2 separate regions of the Homo sapiens genome follow, and region 1 is linked to region 2. Evidence: chromatin contacts called from ENCODE Hi-C data. All regions are on one chromosome and are shown on one strand. The core of a region is the stretch at or near the end of the contact, and the rest is flanking DNA. Distances in the headings are between cores, read along the strand shown. Region 1 overlaps LOC105376360 (a long non-coding RNA gene). Region 2 overlaps LINC02668 (long intergenic non-protein coding RNA 2668).

Region 1 (4,033 bases), core at 393-2,892, 320 kb after region 2:
ACTCCTGACCTCAGGTGATCCGCCTGCCTCAGCCTCCCAAAGTGCTGGGATTACAGGTGTGAGCCAGTGCGCCCGGCCTCCATCATGCAGTTTCAACAATTATGAACCCAGGCCAACTTGTCTCATCTAAAATCCCATGTAACCTCTTCCTCTCCCCGGGATTATTATGGAAATCTCAGACTTGAAATCATTTCATTTGTAAATACTTCAGTCTGTGTTTCTACAAAATAGTCCCTTTCTCTTTTAAAATATAACCACGATATGGCTAAAAAAATTAGCAATAACTAATTCTATAAAGTATGTACTTGAAGAGTGTTCAGATTGATTGTAAATGTATATATATGCATGTGTTTGTATATATGTGCCCATGTGTGTACACATATGTATAGACACGTTTGGCTTGTTTAAATCAGAATTCAACACATTTCAAACATTACATTTACTTGGACAAGTCTCTTAAATTTATTTTATATACAGGTTATCTCTCTCTCTTTTTTTAATTGCAATTAACCAGATTCCTTACCCTGTAGCATTTTCCACACTCTGAATTGAGTGACTGCACATACGTGGTATCTTCTTTCCCTTCTTGGTACCATGTGCGTTCCTGTGGACTGGTGACGAGATTTACATATGTGCTGTTTAACACACTTGCCACTAGTACGTGTGGCTGTTCAACACTTGAAATGTGGCTTCTGTAAAACTTTTAATATTAGTTAATTGAAATTAATGTAAATTTTAAAACACACTCTATTTGGTTGTTGGAAGATTTTCAAGTACGACTGGAGCAACTGCGGCTCACAAATCTAGTTTTTCAGCTGGAAATTTTACAAACTCTAAATACAGACTATTTCCAATGAGAAATCAGCAATGGAAGATGTACTGCTAATGCAAAATTTACACAAGATTTCAAAGATGTATGAAAAAATGTAAAATATCACATCAATACTTTTTACATCGATAACATTATGAAATTATATTTTTGGTACATTGGGATAAATAAAACATACGATTAATTTCAACAATTTCTTTTTACCTTTTTAACGTGGTTACTAGAAAATTTAAGATTCCTGTCTTAAATACTGTAAGATAGCTCACGTGATATTTCTGTTGAACAGCGCTAATGTAGAGGCTTAATTTGATTCGGATTTTTGTGGGGGAAAAAGGAGTTCACGGCGATGTGCGCCCCTCACCGTGTCACACTGGAGCCACAGAATTCCCCTTGTTTGCCTGCGGCGTTGTAACCATGGAGCCGCCGGCTCAGTGTTTCCACGCTCTCTCCCAGAATTCCCCTTGTTTGCCTGTGGCGTTGTAACGATGGAGCCGCCGGCTCAGTGTTTCCACGCTCTCTCCCAGAATTCCCCTTGTTTGCCTGCGGCGTTGTAACGATGGAGCCGCCGGCTCAGTGTTTCCACGCTCTCTCCCAGAATTCCCCTTGTTTGCCTGCGGCGTTGTAACCATGGAGCCGCGGCTCAGTGTTTCCACGCTCTCTCCCAGAATTCCCCTTGTTTGCCTGCGGCGTTGTAACGATGGAGCCGCCGGCTCAGTGTTTCCACGCTCTCTCCCAGAATTCCCCTTGTTTGCCTGCGGCGTTGTAACGATGGAGCCGCCGGCTCAGTGTTTCCACGCTCTCTCCCAGCTCCTCACCAGATGGGTTGGCAGCAATGATGATGATGACGCTCATCTTGCGTCATTCGAGATTGCCCAACTGGGATATTGTATCAGGTTGGTGCAAAAGTAATCACGGTTTTTCCACCAACCTAATAGTTCCGATTTCCTCTTGTATTGCCCAGATTTCATCTATAAAGACCATTCCTTCAACACTCATTTGTTCCCCCAAAGCACAGTTTCCACAAATAAAATGAGATAAATGCTTGTTTTATGCGCTACCTTCACTAGTTTTCAGAATAATTTATTCTTTAAAAAGGGTGAAATTTTTTTAAAAAAAACTTTATGTTTCTGTTCTGCCTTTATTCCCAGCATCAGTCTGACCTAATGGGTCCAACGTGTTGCCGTCAATTGTAGTTATCATTTGTTTGACGCTAAAATTGTCTCTATGTGGCCCCTGGAAAAACTTTTTAGTCGGCTTCTGATTCCTTCTGTCGTGACCGGAAGAACAGGAGGCTTTCTCACCTTCTGGAGCAAGAGGCTGGTCCAGGATCACTTTCTTCCCAGAGCCGGAATCAGCGTTTTCTGACTCCAAGGAGCACTGGCACCCTGTAATGGGAAGTGGTATTTAGAGATCACAATCCGAGTGCCTAGTGATCCTCACTGCTTCTGGGTGAGATGTTATTTCTGGGATTTTTCAGTACATACTGCTAAGAAATACTTTTTTTTTTTTTTTGCAAGAAAAAATACACCATAAAACATATTGATATGTATAATTCAAATTTATAATTATAGTTTTTTTTTAATTTTTTAACAAAGTTTTTATGTCACTCCTTTTCCTGTGCTAAAATTTTTAGTTTCTGAAGGCACAAACCTAATTATCGACTCTATCTAGAAATCTATAAACCCTTAAGATAACAATACCAGTATTATTACTGGTATTACAAACACGGAAAATAATTTAAAATGTCTCTGTATTCGTTTTGTCCACAATATGTATCCTGTTAGTGCCGTTCAGTTATGGTGTTAAAGTTACAAGACACAGTGTTTTACTTGTGGCTTAGCTACCACCTTGATACATAGCTACCGCCAATTATTTTCCTTTTCTTTTTCTTTTCTTTCTTTTTTTTTGAGACAGAGTCTTGCTCTTGTCACCCAGGCTGGAGTGCAATGGCATAATCTCAGCTCACTGCAACCTCTGCCTCCCCGGTTCAAGCGATTCTCCTGCCTCAGCCTCCTGAGTAGCTGGAATTACAGGCGCTCGCCACTGCATCCCGCTAATTTTTGTATTTTTAGTAGAGACGGGGTTTCACCATGTTGGCCAGGCTGGTCTCGAACTCCTGACCTTGTGATCCACCCACCTTGGCCTCCCAAAGTGCTGGGGTTACAGGCGTGAGCCATTGCACCCGTCCTTTCTTTGTTGTTTTTAATAGTTGGGAATTACTTTGTAAATTTTGGTTTAATTTTGTTTTATATAAAAATATGTATGGTTCCACAATCAAATCTATAAAACAAGACATAATCAGGGAAGCCTAACTTTCTTACCCCTCACCCGTTCCTTCTTTCCACTCTAGTATTTTTTAATTTTAAATGTTTGGTTTGTCTTCCAGTTTTAGCGGGTGGCTTGTCTTGTTTCTGATGTTGGCAGAGAAGTTTCCCGTTAATTAAGAGGCGGACTTAGACTGTGGATTCCTGACATTTTTAAGGCTTACCTCTCAAGCTGCAATTCTGTCTTCAACCCAATAGGTTGTCTAAACAAGGTTGCTTGACTCATCAACCTGTTTAAGGGCCATTTTAGGCGTTTTATCCCTTTCTTTCTGCCATGTGGCAAGAATTGAAACAAGGAGACTCCAGGACACATGAGGAGCAATGCTTGAGTACCTCTTGGCTTCAACCCCTTTCAAGTTCTGAACACATGTTAATCACAACATCCCATTCTTGAAATCCCTAAGAGACAGGTGTGCGAGCTTAGTGGACACATGGGTTGACTTTCTCAGAAACTCACTCTTCAGAGTGAAGATCACACGAATGTTCCTGAGTCAGGGTCCCTCTACTCCTTTTAATAATGGGAGAGCCTCTTAGAAAATATCCTTTTATCACGTCAGGAGTTTACAGGACGAAGGCAGTGGCACAAGATAAGTCAACACTGCAGGGCCGCATGGGGACTGACCCGGGAGAAGAGTGAAGAGGTCCCGGGAGTGGCCACATTGCACGGGCAGAACTGGGAAGAGCCAGCTCTGTGGGGCTCCTGCACAGAGGGCTCAACGTCCATAACCCCCTTTAATTTTTACAAGACACACAGCACCTTGAGAAGCTTTCAGGATTATCCCCCCTTTTTTGATAGATGCAAAACTGAAACTGATGTTTAAAAACCTTGTGTTCAACAACACCCTGTAGAGAGGAGTGCTGTGAAATCATTACCAAATGG
Region 2 (4,036 bases), core at 1,271-3,770:
GTACCCTGCTGCAACCTGCTCACCCTGTCTGGGTTCACTGGTGTCCTGGCAACAGCGTGGGTGCCGGGGCAGGCATCTGGAGATGGAGTCGGCAGAGAGCATGGCTCTGGGCTCCGCAGACCCGGCAGGAGCCCCGGCTGCAGAGAAGGAGATGTGGGGGAAAAAGCCTGTGCTAGTCTGGAAGTGGAGTCTGGAGCTTAGATTAGAAAGTGTGTTGACAGAAGGAATTCCCCACCGCAGTCCCGTTCCTGGCTGACAGTTCTCCCAGCAGCAGGATCTGTGGGAGCGGGACTCCAGTGCACTCGGGTCCTCGGTGTCTGTCCTTCCAGGGGTATCCAGGTCTCAGAGCACAGGTGCACACGGGTACAGTGGCTCTGTGACACAAGAGGAGGGTCACTCACAGTGGTCCCACGCACGGCGCCGACCACACAGACCCCAGAGGACACGTGGTGCTCTGGGCCTGTGACCAGCACAGCAGTTGGAGCAGGTGTGTGTCTGAGCTGGAGCTGGGCGGCCCTGCCCTGTGGCAGCGGGAATAAGAGGAGACAAGGGGCGGGCAGGTAATCACCGAGGAGCTCTTCCCAAGAACAGAGACGTTGCTGTTAGAATACAAAGCTGGTCCAGGAAGGGCACAGAGGGAATCGCGTCTCTGCTTGGCCACCCTGCCATCCCTTTGTCCCTCTCTTACACAAACATCGTCCATCCCCCCGGGTGCTTCAGACTGGACCTGGTGCCCAGGGCCCCTGACCACAAACCCTAAACACACCCGGGGCTCCTCCAGCGCCGAGTCCCCCACGCTTCCTCACCCCGCTCAACACACATCTTCAGTCTTGCACTTTTCTCTCTCTTTTTTTTTTTTTTTAAATTTTAGATGAAGGGAAAATGGTTTCACTCTATAAACCACTTCTTGTTTAGGGATATGTCAAAAACACAGTTAAAATTCATTCTCTTCTTTACAGTGAAAATTCCAGAACAGATGGAACACATCTTTTCCCACTTCAGAGCGCGAGGGGGGACGAGGAGAAGCATCCTCTGTGTCTCAGGAAGCTGCGTCATTAGTTCGGGGTCAGGATAAAGGGGAAGGATGAACGCATTTGTGTGTCAGGCTGCAGGGCACCCGCACGTGGAGAGAGTCTGCAGGCCCTCAGTCAATCACACCGATGTGAAAGCGAGGATGGAAGGGGAGGGAAATTACATTTACCTGTGTCCTGGCTGCAGCCACGATGGGTGCTGGGGAAAGTCAGGAGGACTCGGGATGAGAAAGAGGCAGTAACTCCCGGTGTGTTCTGTCTGGGGGACCCAAGAATGTCTGCACCATCACTTCTCGGTTCTCGCTGGATGTAGCGTGGGGCTCACTGGGGTCACACACCCTACGGGATTTTGAAGTTTCAAAGACCTCTGGGTTTTATTTGTCTCCTGACCTGCCCGTGTTCATCCAGGTGTTAATCTGCCACCATGCCCTGCCTTGCAGCGCAGGGAAGACCGCAAGGCCGCAGCACCCTACGCCCCGGACGACCCGCCGCACAGGTGTGAGGCCATCGCACCGCGAGGGAACGGTCACTAGGTGTCGCCGTCTTCCTCGGAATGGAAGCCACGTTTCTCCTGCACCGTTGAAATGGACTGGAACAAAATTTTCTAGACTTCAAGGAAACCATCCTTTCTAATAACAATGAGATGGTAATTAGTAGGGGAAGTGGCATAAAATTATTTCACCATTTAGTGAAACCATGATTCTAAACTACAGAAAAAACTGTCTTTTTTAAAGCTCATTCAGCCGGGTGCAAACCGCCTTGCTGGCGGGCGGCACCTGAAGGTGACCTGGCCTTGTCCCCCCCTCCATCCCCCCAGTTTCCTCTCTGTGGTGAACGTGGTTGGGGTTCACGTCTCACCCCCCATGCAGACCCCAGCAGATCCTGAGGGCAGCGTGTGGACCATGTCCGAAGGGTCCAGAGGAAGATCCCACATGTGTAGAATACAGACCCATGGCCCCTGGGAGAGTGAAGGACACGCAGATGATTGGCAGCGGCCACTTCTCACACAAGCAACCCCTCTCTGTTTTACTGATGAGAAAACAGAGGCTTAGAGCGATTGTGTAACTTTCCCACAGCCAAGTTCAAACTCAAAGTGGGTTTCAAAATTTAGGTTTGTCCGGCTCCGAGACCCGTGTTCTCTGCAGGGCACTTAGAGGACTCCTGTGCTGACCTCTCAGGCAGCCTTCTACGAAGGGACGCGGAGAATAACAGGAAGGATTTCCATTTCCTTTTTCTAGGAAAAAAACAAAAGGCAAGAGGTAGGAATTCAGAGCTAGAGTCGCTTTACAATTCGGTTCCATTGTCGAGACGGAGAGATTCCACGACCATGACAGAAAGTGAGACTATTTAGGATTTGCCAAATAGGATGTTTTCTGAACCAATCAACATAGAACGGAAATGAGTTGGGACAAATGGCAGTGCAGTGAGAGGAAAGGTGAGTCTTCCAGCAGCCCTGCCTCCCTCATCCTGGGAGGAAACGTCCGCAGAAGCCGGGCTCCCCTGTGCCTTCCCCAGCCCTGCCTCCAGGAAGCTCTCTGAGCATTTCCTACAGACCCTGCCCCATGCTCTTCTCCTGCCGGTTTTCTCCACGTGGTTTTCTCCATGTGCAGAAACGATGATTCGGGTCTGGCACAGTGGTTCATGCCTGTAATCCCAGCACTTTGGGAGGCCAAGGCAGGTGGATCACCTGAGGTCGAGAGTTCGAGACCAGCCTGACCAACATGGAGAAACCCGTCTCTACTAAAAATACAAAATTAGCCGGGCGTGGTGGTGCATGCCTGTAATCCCAGCTACTTGGGAGGCTTGAGGCAGGAGAATCGCTTGAACCCGGGAGGCAGAGGTTGTGGTGAGCTGAGATGGCACCACTGCACTCCAGCCTGAATAACAAGAGAGAAACTCTGTCTCAAGAAAAAAAAGATGATTCGGAGCTGCCTGGAACATGGAACAGCCCAGCGAGTCGCTGGCTGCAGTTCTCAGACCCAGGCTCTGCCGATCTCATCCCAGGCTGGAAGAGTTGCCACCAAGGCGTGTGGGTGCCATTTGCTGCAAAAGTTCTTATGGAGAACCATGACACATAACCGTGCCAGCTTCTCATGCCGGGAGACCGCAGCGCCTCTCCACACAAGTGGGGCCTTCCTTCTGCACTTTTATTCTGCAGTTGGGCTCCCGCTCCAGGGGGCTCCGTGTTTCTAAGAACCACAGCCCAGCATCATTAAAGAAGGCATTATTTTGTGTTTAGTAGAGCACTAAATTGGTGAAATATAGTTGTGATTCTGGTAGTGAATATCCCTGTTGCCACGGTAACGATATTATGTCATGGGAGGCTGTCTCGAGTGCTCCTGGGAGCAGCCAGGTCTCCGTGAGCTCCTGTTTACTCTAAAGACTCCGGCAGCCCACATGTGTGCACGCTGAATAAAATCGTGCTGCGGGACCACAGTGCGGGGAGGCACCGACTCTGTCATTCTGTCAACGCACCGCACAGTCACGAACATCAGCATTGACATGAAATGGACGGTTAGGGAGCTGCAAAGGACTCATGCTCCTCTATTGCACGAATTTGTCTTTTCATATTCAAAGTACTTGTAAGAGCTCCAAGTTCCACGTACTCAGCCACTAACCTCAGGCATCTGCACGGGAGACTTGGTACACAGGCTCACATGCATGCACGCACACAGGCACACGTACAAGCGCCCGTGTACACACAACAGTGTACACATGCGACACACATTCACACACATGTGCAGATGCACACACACAGATCAGTGTGAGGAAGAGTCAGGGGTTCATGGAACAGCCCCTGCTCTGCAAGCCATGTCTGGCCGTGTAGGGGAAAGAGACAAAACAACACGCTGGTTACCTTGGAAGAGGAAAGAAAGGGAGAGACCTGCAGGTGTTGGGCGCGACACAACCCAGAGCCACCCTCGTCAAGGGACCCTCTCCCTGCTCGATGCATTCCTCCCACCCGACATTCAGTGAACACAGGGAGGCTTAGTGTGAAGGACACC

The links. A loop is a pair of places that touch in the nucleus more often than their neighbours do. Pooled maps may share reads with other maps.
Region 1: a map of A673 shows a loop between it and region 2 (4-fold over the local background). The contact joins two enhancer-like sites. A Hi-C loop is called at or near these places in 3 of 168 maps with a recorded cell type or tissue (A673, PC-3 and ascending aorta) and 3 of 50 pooled maps.

The regions. Positions count from the first base shown.
Region 1 is chr10:3,555,114-3,559,146 of GRCh38, forward strand. All of the region lies in intron 1 of LOC105376360 (a long non-coding RNA gene), which reads left to right. Among named protein-coding and RNA genes, the nearest start is that of LINC02669, 54 kb to the left of the region's middle. Within about 2 kb of position 1,643, at least 2 of the 41 ENCODE cell types and tissues checked have a DNase peak (open chromatin) inside an H3K27ac peak, as active enhancers do.
Region 2 is chr10:3,238,238-3,242,273 of GRCh38, forward strand. All of the region lies in intron 2 of LINC02668 (long intergenic non-protein coding RNA 2668), which reads right to left. Among named protein-coding and RNA genes, the nearest start is that of LINC02668, 17 kb to the right of the region's middle. Within about 2 kb of position 2,521, at least 5 of the 41 ENCODE cell types and tissues checked have a DNase peak (open chromatin) inside an H3K27ac peak, as active enhancers do.